Regions from separate parts of the Homo sapiens genome. Here all the other regions are linked to region 1. Evidence: chromatin contacts called from ENCODE Hi-C or POLR2A ChIA-PET data. All regions are on one chromosome and are shown on one strand. Each heading gives the region's core, a stretch centred on a gene start or an enhancer-like site at or near the end of the contact. The rest is flanking DNA. Distances are from core to core; before and after follow the strand shown. Region 1 overlaps LIPC (lipase C, hepatic type). Region 2 overlaps ADAM10 (ADAM metallopeptidase domain 10). Region 3 has its middle 63 kb from the start of LIPC.

What was found. Hi-C counts contacts between places; a loop is a spot of excess contacts on that map. ChIA-PET counts read pairs that join two places held with the same protein, here RNA polymerase II (POLR2A). Pooled maps may share reads with other maps.
Region 2: a pooled map shows a loop between it and region 1 (2.6-fold over the local background). The contact joins two enhancer-like sites. A Hi-C loop is called at or near these places in 1 of 168 maps with a recorded cell type or tissue (heart left ventricle) and 5 of 50 pooled maps. POLR2A ChIA-PET finds 5 or more read pairs at or near these places in 4 of 52 experiments (GM10248, T-cell, activated T-cell and 1 more).
Region 3: a pooled map shows a loop between it and region 1 (2.8-fold over the local background). The contact joins two enhancer-like sites. A Hi-C loop is called at or near these places in 1 of 37 single-sample maps with no recorded cell type and 5 of 50 pooled maps. POLR2A ChIA-PET finds 5 or more read pairs at or near these places in 2 of 52 experiments (OCI-LY7 and naive thymus-derived CD8-positive, alpha-beta T cell).

The regions. Positions count from the first base shown.
Region 1 is chr15:58,516,353-58,520,053 of GRCh38, forward strand. All of the region lies in intron 1 of LIPC (lipase C, hepatic type), which reads left to right. Among named protein-coding and RNA genes, the nearest start is that of LIPC-AS1, 19 kb to the left of the region's middle. Within about 2 kb of position 1,924, at least 6 of the 41 ENCODE cell types and tissues checked have a DNase peak (open chromatin) inside an H3K27ac peak, as active enhancers do.
Region 2 is chr15:58,722,641-58,726,341 of GRCh38, forward strand. The region is part of intron 1 of ADAM10 (ADAM metallopeptidase domain 10); the gene reads right to left. Among named protein-coding and RNA genes, the nearest start is that of ADAM10, 25 kb to the right of the region's middle. RefSeq lists an enhancer at 1,723-1,942. Within about 2 kb of position 1,996, at least 7 of the 41 ENCODE cell types and tissues checked have a DNase peak (open chromatin) inside an H3K27ac peak, as active enhancers do.
Region 3 is chr15:58,367,616-58,371,316 of GRCh38, forward strand. No RefSeq gene overlaps it. Among named protein-coding and RNA genes, the nearest start is that of LIPC, 63 kb to the right of the region's middle. RefSeq lists an enhancer at 1,705-1,884. Within about 2 kb of position 1,901, at least 2 of the 41 ENCODE cell types and tissues checked have a DNase peak (open chromatin) inside an H3K27ac peak, as active enhancers do.

The DNA of each region.
Region 1 (3,701 bases), core at 674-3,173:
TCTATGTATTTAGTGCTTTCATCAAACGTAGATATTTTTCCACCATTATTATTTCTTTAAGCATTTCTTCTGTCCCCTTTCTTGTCTCCTTTGGAATTTTCAATTACATATATATGAGGCCTCTTAAAATTGCCCGACAGCTCCCTGATGTTCTGTTAATTTATTTTCAGCCTTTATTCTCTGTGTTTCAAATGGATGGTTTCTGTTGCTGTGAATTCAAGTCCACTAATCTTTTCTTCTGCAATGTGTAATCTGTTATTCATCCCACCTAATGTATTTCATATCTCAGACATTGATTTTTGAATCTCTAGAAGTTCAGTTTAGACTTCTTATATCTCCCATATTTCTTCTTAGCATGCTTACATTTTCTTCTACCATCTTGAATAAATGAAATATAGTTATAAGAACTGTTTTAATGTTCTTGTGGACTAATTTTACCATCTATAACAATTCTAGGTTGGTTTTGATTGATTGATTTTTCTCTTCATTATGGGTTGTATTTTCCTGCTTCTTTGCATGCCTGGTAATTTTTGACTAGATACCGGACATTGTGAATTTTACCTAATTGGTGCTGGGTATTCCTACATTATTTTAAATGTTCTTCAGCTTTGTCCTGGGGTGCAGTTAAATTACTTGGAAATAGTTTGACCCTTTTGAGACTTGCTTTAAAACTTTGTTAGATGGGACCAGAACAGCCTTTAGTCTAGGGCAAATTTGCCCCTTGAATCCAAACACTGTTTATGTTGTTAATGATGACAAAATATCCATGTCCCACACTATTCCTTACTAAGTCTCCCTTCAACAATTGTGTTTGAGTAGAACTGTTAACTGCCTCACCTCACTCTCCTGTGTATTCACAAGGCAAAGATCCCCAAGGTTTTGACCAATACCCAATGTTGTTTTGGTGCCAGCTTGCACAGCACCAGGGCTCTTGCCTCTCAGAGAGAATTGTGCCCCCTCTCTCCACTATGTGGCACAGCACATTGAGCTCAACAACGTTCTATCAGACTGATGTTGCCATAACACTGCATATCTTCACCCAGGAGGGGCGACAGCCCTAAGTCTCTTATGTGGCAAAATAAAATCCAACTTTCAGTGCTAAAAAGGCCCTGCTTTTCTGGAGCGAACCCCTTCAGAGGTCTCACAAGCATTTAAAAGAGAATTTCTAGACCACAAGTTTCAGTGTGGAGAGCTGCAGGCTTAGAGAATTGCAGGGATGTTTGAAGCCCTGCCCACAGTTCCAGGAAACACCCTTTGTATATGAGCTCCTTTCCCACACAAATGTGAGAAGGAGGCTATGACCCTGGAAATTGAACACAGGGCAACAGAAACCCTGCCGAAACTATTCTTGCATTGACATTAGACACAAAAACACCCATATAAGCTTGATTTGCTGTCACAGTCAAATAAAACAATAACATGTAAGCATTTCAAAGAGATTCCACTGACATTCTCACTTGTGATTCTGACAACAAGCGTGTAAGTAAGAAAGGCAGGCGTCACAGCTCCTAAGTGACAGACGAGGAAATCAGCCTTGCGGAGGTTAAATGATCTCAACAAGGTCAGACAGCTAGTTGGTGCAAAGTGGGGCCCTGAACCCAGATCTTCTGACTCTTGGTCAAGAGCTCTATTCATTCCGCTGTGTCTGCTCTCTTACTATATCAGAAAAGGGAACAGCCACCAACTTCCTGTGTTGACCCTAGACCAGGACTTCTTGATCACAGCACACTTAACATTTGGGGCTGGATAATTCTTTGTTGTGAGAGGCTGTCCTGTGCATTGAAGGGTGTTGAGCAGTATCCCTGGCCTCTACCCACTAATGCCAGTAGAACTCCCCTTGCCCCCTGTTTTGACAACCAAAACTATCTCCAGGTGTTGCCATGTTTCCAAATGCCCCAAGGTGGGGGAAGGTAACAGCAGAGCAAACTTACCCCTCAGTTGAAAACCACTGCCCTAAATGATGCCTGAGAATGCTGTCCACGTGTTTGAGAAAGCAGTGGTGATTAAGTTAGTTCTGTGAAAGGAGAAACAAAATCAAAAGAGGAACTTGTGCTGATACCAGTGAGTCTGGGACCACGAAACTTGGCCGTGAGAGACAGAATTGTGCAGCACCAGGGAGTTATCTAAAAAGTTCTCTTCTGGGCCACCCTCTGAACTTAACCTTCTGTGTTCTCGCTCCACTCCTTCAGGCTCAGTCAGCTCTGCAAAACCCAATCCACTTTCCAAGGAAACATTTCTGGAAGGCAACACGGAATTAGTTAATGTGATGAGAGGCAGAACAGAGCAGTTAAGATGCAGGCTCTGCACATACCACAACGTGGATGAATCTCACTTAATGTTGGGTGAGAAGAGCCAGGCCCAAAAGAGCATCTATTGTGTGAATCTACTAACTCGAAGTTCAAGAGCAGGCAAAACTAATCTCCGGTGATGGAAGTCTGAACAGTTACATCTGCTGGTGGTGTTGCCTGGAGACACGTTTCAGAGAATAGAAATGTTCTCTGCCTTGATGGTGGTGGTGGTTACGGTGGTTGTAAACATAATAGACACTCACAACACTCACAGAGCTATACACTTACGATTCGTCACCTAAAAAAAAAAAGAAAGAAAAAGAAAAGAAAAGAATGTTGACTCTAGAACCAAATTGTCTAAGTTTCATCCCTGACGATGACTCTGGTTACCTTAGAGCATTTTGTGAAAAGTTAATAAACTACACAGGGTATACAGGAAGTGCACAATAAGTATTTGCATCATTATAATTAACAGAACTACACTTCAGCCAAGCGCAGTGGCTCACGCCTGTAATCCCAGAACTTCAGGAGGCCGAGGCAGGCAGATCACGAGGTCAGGAGATCGAGACCATCCTGGCTAATATGGTGAAACCCTTTCTCTACTAAAAATACAAAAAAAAATTAGCCGAGCGTGGTGGCAGGTGCCTGTAGTCCCAGCTACTCGGGAGGCCAAAGCAGGAGAATGGCGTGAACCCGGGAGGCGGAGCTTGCAGTGAGCCGAGATTGTGCCACTGCACTCCAGCCTGGGTGACACAGAGAGACTCTGTCTCAAAAAAAAAAAAAAGAAAAAAAAGAACTACACTTCTAGCCAGTCAGGCAAAGCCAAGGATTAAGAGAGTTACTCTGAATTTCTCTGCTGCCCCCTCTGCCTCACCTCCCATGCATTGAACACAGAGTGTATATGTAAGTCCTCCCACCCCAACCATCAAGACAGGCACATCTGCCATTTTTCTCTGTCTTCTTCAGTTCCTTCCAGGTTCTCTCTGCCTTGCTTAGGAGCTGCCCCTGTTTGCAGAGCTCTTCATCAATAGACTGAATATTTACAGAATAGCGCAGTTTTGATTAAACAGTTCATTTCACTGGAGACTGGGGTGGTGTATTGTGTCTCCTCCGGAGTTATTCTTGGCATCAGCAGCCCTTGCTCTTAGCATCCGTTTCTTTACATTTTAAGGTGGAGCATAAGAAGAACTGCAGTGAAACAGATCAGATGGGGGGCAGGTGGGATTTCTCTTTACCTTTCCCCCGCTATTTCTTGGTGGATTTATCCCGTTATCTTCGCTGCTATTTGCTCCTTGCTATCTTTTATTCTTCTCTTTTGAAACTGGCCGAGTCAGAAGGAAATAAACAAATGCAAGGGTGCGTAGAAAGAGCATTAGATGGTAGGTCCAGAAACTTGGACTCTACATCCAGCAT
Region 2 (3,701 bases), core at 746-3,245, 210 kb after region 1:
TTATGTTTGTAGCTTGAAATCAGCCATGAAGGGAGTATTTACACCACCATGGAAACTGACATTGAAAAGGCTACAAATTTGAGAACTTTTTTTTTTTTTTTTTTTTTTTGAGACAAGGTCTGACTTTGTTGCCCAGGCTGGAGTGCAGTAGCACTATCAAGGCTCACTGTAGCCTTGACCTCCAGGGCTCAGGTGATTCTCCTACATCAGCCTTCCCAGTAGCTCAGGCTACAGGCACGCACCACTATGCCTGGCTAACTTTTGTATTTCTTGTAGAGACAGGGTCTCACTGTGTTGACCAGGCTGGTCTCAAACTCCTGGGCTCAAGCGATCCTCCTGCCTCAGCCTCCCAAAGTGCTGGGATTACAGGTGTGAGCCACCATACCCAGCCAAATCAGAGGATTTTTTTTTTCTTTTTTCAAGACAGTGTGCTAAATACAACACTGGTCATAACCTAATAATATAATCTTTCAAACAGGCAGCCAAGGAATGAAATAATATTTTAATGAAAATGTAGGAAAGCATGGCACACTGGACTTCTGATGTTGCCCCTAGCCCTCAGATGCCACACAATTCACTTATTTAAAAATCTCAAGAGAATGGGAGTCCTGGAATTCTCAAAAAAATTATATATGATCACAGCCCCGTGACTGCAGAAACGTGAATAAAACACAAAATAATCAGCCCCTCAAACTAAGATTGGAAGGCGGAAAAAAAATACACTGGTCTCAGAGGCAGAAAGAAAAGAAAAAAGAAATCACAAGCCGGGTGTGGTGGCTCATGCCTGTAATCCCAACAATTTGGGAAGCTGAGGTGGGTAGATCACCTGAGGTCAGGAGTTTGAGACCAGCCTGGCCAACAGAGTGGTGAAACCATAGTGAAACCCATAGTCTCTACTAAAAATACAAAAAAAAATTAGCCTGCCGTGGTGACTGACGCCTGTAATCCCAGCTACTTGGGAGACTAAGGCAGGAGAATCTCTTGAACCCGGGAGACGGAGGTTGCAGTGAGCCAAGGTCACGCCACTGCTCTCCAGCCTGGGCAACAACAGTGAGCCTCCACCTCAAAAAATAAAAAATAAAAAATAAACTCACCCACTTTATATCATAGCAAAAAGAATAACTGGGTAGAGAAGAGACACACAACCATGAACATAACATTGTAAAAACACACTGGAGAAAAAAACCATGAAAGAAACAATAAAAGGAAAATAGAAAAAGAATCCAATTGAGAAGAAAACAAACGACATTTGGAAACAATCCTAGACAAAGCAGAATCAGTCTTAGATTATATTAAGAAATTCATATTGGCCAGACGTGATGGCTCACACCTGTAATCCCAGCACTATGGGAGGCCGAGGCAGGTGGATCACCCAAGGTCAGGAGTTCAAGACCAGCCTGGCCAACATGGTGAAACCCTGTCTCCACTCGGGAGGCTGAGGCAGGAGAATTGCTTGAACCCGGGAGGCAGAAGTTACAGTGAGCCGAAATCGTGCCATTGCACTCCAGCCTAGGCAACAGAGCAAGACTCCGTCTCAAAAAAAAAAAAAGAAAGAAATTCATATTAATTTTCCTTAGTACAACAACATTGTTATTATAAGGAGAAGGTTCTAAATTTTGGGAGGTTCATTTTAAATATTTAAGGGTAAAATGACACGATGTCCATAACTCACACTAGACAGATTCTAGGGTGGGAGGCAGGGTAAAAAAGAAAAAAATATGCAAATTATTAAATCACTAGCTACTTCAGGAGTAATAGAGACTGAATTTAGCCTACCACCATAAACAATTAGAAAACTAGATAAAAGATGTGACAAGAGAAACAAATGAAGTGAGATCTACTACAACTGGCCCAGCTTACTGCCTGTAAGCAGTCTCCAGGCCAAATGACAGGGAGAAGAAACCAAGAGCCTGAAGTTTCCACTTAATTGAGACAACCTCTGAGTTCAGGGAGATCAGGTATTTAGAATCTATGTGCCAGAGTGTCAGAAAGGAGGAAGCTGAACAGAGAGAGAGCTCCAGCCACCTCAAGTGGGGGTTCCCTAAGGGTTTGGCTGACTACTGATCTAAGCATGTGAGAAAATAAACTCCCGCCTCAGAAAAAATGAACCACCAGTAGAAGGAAGCAAAACAATCCTCAAAGCTCACACAGGGCTGGAAAATGTTCATATTTCTACCATCTAGAGAAGAAAGACCTTGTAATGTATGGAGCATTGCTACAGTCCTCAGAAAAATAACACCTTACTAGTGGAGTGAAATTAGCCACAGAGCCTGGGCACGGTGGTTCATACCTATAATCCCAACACTTTGGGAGGCCAAGGCGGGTGGATTGCTTGAGCCCAGGAGTTCAAGACGAGCCTGGGCAACATGACCAAACCCTGTCTCTACTAAATATAAAAACTAGCTGGGCACAGTGGCACATGCCTACAGTCCCAGCTACTCGAGAGGCTGAGGTAGGAGGATTGCTTGAAGCCCAGGAAGTCAAAGCTGCAGTAAGCTATGATCGTGCCACCACACTCCAGCCTGGGCAACAGAGCAAGACCCTGTCTCAAACAAAATAAATAAATAAATAAATCGTATTTATTATATGAATATAAAAAATAAAAGAAAATTAGGCATGGTAGTGCATGCCTGCAGTCCCAGCACTTTGGGAGGCTAAGGCAGGAGGACTGTTCAAGGCCAAGAAGTTCAAGATCAGCTGGGCAATATAGCAAGACCTTGTCTCTACCAAAAAAAAAAAAAAAAAGTAAAAATTAGCCAGGAATACTTTTTATTGCACACCTGTAATCCCAGCTATTCAGGAGGCTGAGGCAGGAGGTTCGCTTGAGCCCAGGAGTCCAAGGTTGCAGTGAGCTATGATCACAACAGCCTCAGCAACAAAGTGAGACCCTGTCTCAAAAATAAAAATTAAAATTAAAAATATAAATAAATAAACAAAAACCACATAAAGGCATGTCATAAGCTAATGACTAAAAACTAGGGAGAAAAAAAAATTCTTAAAATCATCTGTGGGTAGGGAAGCACTAAAGGAGCCAGAAAAAAAAGACACATTTTATAAACAGAGGAACAAAGATAAAACTGACAGCACACTCTATGTTAAGTCAGAAGAAAATGCAGCCACATATTTAAAGTACTACAAGAAAAAAAGAACTCTATCAACCTAAGATTCTATAGCCAGTGAAAATAACTTTCACAAATGAAGGTGAGAAGAGGAGGTGAAACGAAGCCCTTCTGGGCTTCAAAGCTTACAATGCATCACTAGTAGCCTCCATTAATAGAAATGATAAAGTTTTTCAGATAGAAGGAATAATACCAGATGGAAACCTACACTGATGCAAATAATAAAAGTGACAGAAATAATGAATATATAAGAAAATAAAAAGGATTTATTTTCTCATTTTTAATCTCTTTCAAAGTTAAGCGAATACATTTTTTAAACACACAATCTACTGTGGAATTTATGACACACAGAATTAAAATGTGTAACAATAACAGCACAACAGAAAACAGAGGAGAAACACAGTGTACATATACTCCATATGAAGTGAAGTAATATTATTTGAAAGTATACAGTGATAAGTTATAGATATTGTACACTGAACAACCTCTAAAAAATACAACAGGTATATCATCATAAAGCCAATAGCAGAGATAAAATTGAATCATTTTTAAAAGTTTATATTGAGAGGCCAAGGCGGGTGG
Region 3 (3,701 bases), core at 651-3,150, 150 kb before region 1:
CAAAAAGAACAAAGTTGGAGGCACCACGCTACCTGGCTTCAAACTATGCTACAAGCCTACAGTAAACAAAACAGCATGCTGCTGGTACCAAAACAGATATATAGAATAATCAAACAGAACAGAGGCCTCAGAAATAATGCTACACACCTACAACCATCTGATCTTTGACAAACCTGACAAAAACAAGAAATGGGGAAAGGATTCCCTATTTAATAAGTGGCCTTGGGAAAAATGGCTTCAGAAAACTGAAACTGGACCCATTCCTTACACCTTATACAAAAATTAACTCAAGATGGATTAAAGACTTAAATGTAAGACCTAAAACCATGAAAACCCTGGAAGAAAACCTAGGCAATACCATTCAGGACATAGGCATGGGCAAAGACTTCATGACTAAAACACCAAAAGCAATGGCAACAAAAGCCCAAATTGACAAATGGGATCTAATTAAACTAAAGAGCTTCTGCACAGAAAAAGAAACTATCATTAGAGTGAATAGGCAACCTACAGAATGGGAGAAAGTTTTTGCAATCTATCCATCTGACAGAGGGCTAATATCCATAATCTACACAGAACTCAAACAAATTTACAAGAAAAAGACAAAAACCCCATCAAAAAGTGGGCAAAGGATATGGACAGAAATTCCTCAAAAGAAGACATTTATGTGGCCAAAAAACATACGAAAAAAAGCTCATCATCACTGGTCATTAGAGAAATGCAAATCAAAACCACAATGAGATATCATCTCACACTAGTTAGAATGGCAATCATTAAAAAGTCAGGAAACAACAGATGCTGGAGAGGATGTGGAGAAATAGGAACACTTTTACACTGTTCGTGGCAGTATAAATTAGTTCAACCATTGTGGAAGACAGTGTGGTGATTCCTCAAGGATCTAGAACCAGAAATACCATTCGACCAAGCGATCCCATTACTGGGTATACACCCAAAGGATTATAAATCATTCTACTATAAAGACACATGCACACGTATGTTTACTGTGGCACTATTCACAATAGCAAAGACTTGGAACCAATCCAAATGCCCATCAATGATAGAATGGATAAAGAAAATGTGGCACATATACACCATGGAATACTGTGCAGCCATGAAAAAGGATGAGTTCATGTCCTTTGCAGGGACATTGTTGAAGCCGTAAACCATCATTCTCAGCAAACTAACACAGGAACAGAAAACCAAACACTGCATGTTCTCACTCATAAGTGGGAGTTGAACAATGAGAACACATGGACACAGGGAGAGGGACATCACACACTGGGGCCTGTCAGGGAGTCAGGGGCAAGGGGAGGGATAGCATTAGGACAAATACCTAATGTAGATGACAGGGTGATGGGTGCAACAAACCACCATGGTACGTGTATCTATGTAACAAACCTGCACGTTGTGCACATGTATCCCAGAACTTAAAGTTTAAAAAAAAAAAAAAAGAGAGAGAATGCTAAGGATGCAGTGAAGTACAACAGGTTTGGAAAGACACTGTGAGAGTCTCAAGGCAAATTCTCCCATATCCCACGTGTCTCTGAAGTCCCTGTGTCCCCAGTCCCCATGCCCACTTCTCTCCACGCCTCCTTCCAGCTCACTTGTACCCTCATGGTGCCCCTCCTACAGATCTACCTGCCACCTTACATTATCACTGCACTGCCTCATATATCCTACTAAATCCTCTCTTCCTCCTGGTGCTCAGTTGGGTCCATCACCTTTCTCTGGGGCCCTACAGCACCCCTGGCTTCTACAGTAGCACTTGCTATACTCACTGTAATCCTTGTTGGCGCATATATCTCTCCAGCTAGACCATCAATATCTGCAGGAATGTAGCCTTTTTCCTGTACCCAGCCCAGATTCTGGTTCACCACATCCTTGTTGCCTGAGTAAATAATGAACTGAATCCTCCCAGGCCCATCCAAGCTTCTGTGACCACTCCAGTGAACAAGCTCACTCTCACACGGACTCTCCCCCGTCTCCCCTGCTTGCTTGCTTTCTCTTTCTCTCTCTCTCTCTGTCTCTGTGTGTGTGTGTGTGTGTGTGTGCGTGCATGCGTGTGTGTGTATCTCTGTTAGCACTGGTCTGGAGTTGTTACTAGCAGCTTTCTTATATAGCTGTAAACTGGTATTTTTCTATTTTTCTATTTGTATCTCCTCCCACCCCAAATGTCTGGGAGCATGCTTGCTAACCAGTAGATTCCTGCAGATGCTTGTAGATGGTTTGGTTGATAGAGACACAGGGTTGTACAGAGAAAATGACAGGAATACAGAAGACCTGGGTTCAAGTTTCAGCTTCACATTTAGAGACTAGATTTGCTGCATAATCCAGAGATCATTCCTTGACAACTATGATTCTAGACCTCTTTATTTGTAACTAGGGGTTTACTATTCTTCCTGGGATGCATGTAGGTTAGATAGAGTAAGGGAACAGTCTTAAACCATTGATGTTCCCTATATCTGCAGGTGAAGATGTATCCTGGTTGGAATGAAGTCCAACCACAGTGATACCGTTCCACAGAGCAATGTAATCACCCACAGATCCCAGAGCAAAGTGGGAGGAAGGGCGAGAAGGGAAGAGGCACAGCTTATCACATCAGCAGTAGTCCAACCAAGGGCCTTACATCAAAACCTGTTCACTCTCAGGTGCAGAATCTTGGTCACGCCAAGGTATTGCTATTGTAAATCAAAAAGTGGCTGAAGCAGATCTCAATTTGAAGGTTATTTTGCCTAGGTTGAGGATGCACCCAGGAAAAAGAAACACAAGTTACAGTAGGATCTGTAACCTGTATTTTTTCCAAAAAGGGTTTTAGGAATTTCAATATTTAAAGGCAAAAGAGCAAGCAGGAGGGAAGGAGAGGGGAAAAAAAAGGGAGGGTAAGGAATGGGGCAAGTGTTTACATCCTTGTAAGGTTTTGATTAGCACTCAGTGAAAAGAAAGGAATGGGGGAAACAGTCAATTATACATTCACCTCAAGCTCAGTAATTCTACATTTTACATAAGATAAAGTAAGCATGTGAAATTACAGCTATCCATTTGGGAATAAAAGGAAGGTAGTTTTTTGTGTGACTCCAAAAAAGTTTCCAACCTTAACTTTTCCTTTGATATAGTGAGTTTGGGATCCCGAGATTTTGTTTTTCTTTCACATTTCCCGTTCTCCGAAATCTTTAGGAGAAAGCATTGTAGAAGAAAATGAGTCTGCGGTCACAGGTTCAGTCATATTCCTCAGATCTAGAATGGTTTAATTTACTCCTAGAAGGTGAGGTCTCATATGGCTAGGAGGGCTTACTCCTAAGAGGACATGAAGTCTCCTGTCCCACACAGCAAAACAGAAGGAGGAAGAAAGAAAGAAAAAAGGGCAGGGAAAAAAGGAGGACAAAAAGGCCAGATTATAACAACAAAGGGAAAGCAATCCTGAAAACATGATTCAGGCTATATTACCAAAAAGGCCAAGAAGTCCATACATCTGTAGGCAGACAGGAAGGTGATATAAATAAATAAATGCACACACACATACATAGGTTACATGTATGTGTATGTGTATACATACAGTGTATGTGTATATGTGTGTGTGTATATATGTATATGTATGTGTGTGTGTTTGTGTGTGTGTGTATACATATAGCTGTTATTTCTCCCAAAGTCTAAGTTGCCTAGCTTTAGTGTGTAGGGCTTTAAGAAAAGCACAGTCATAATTTCTA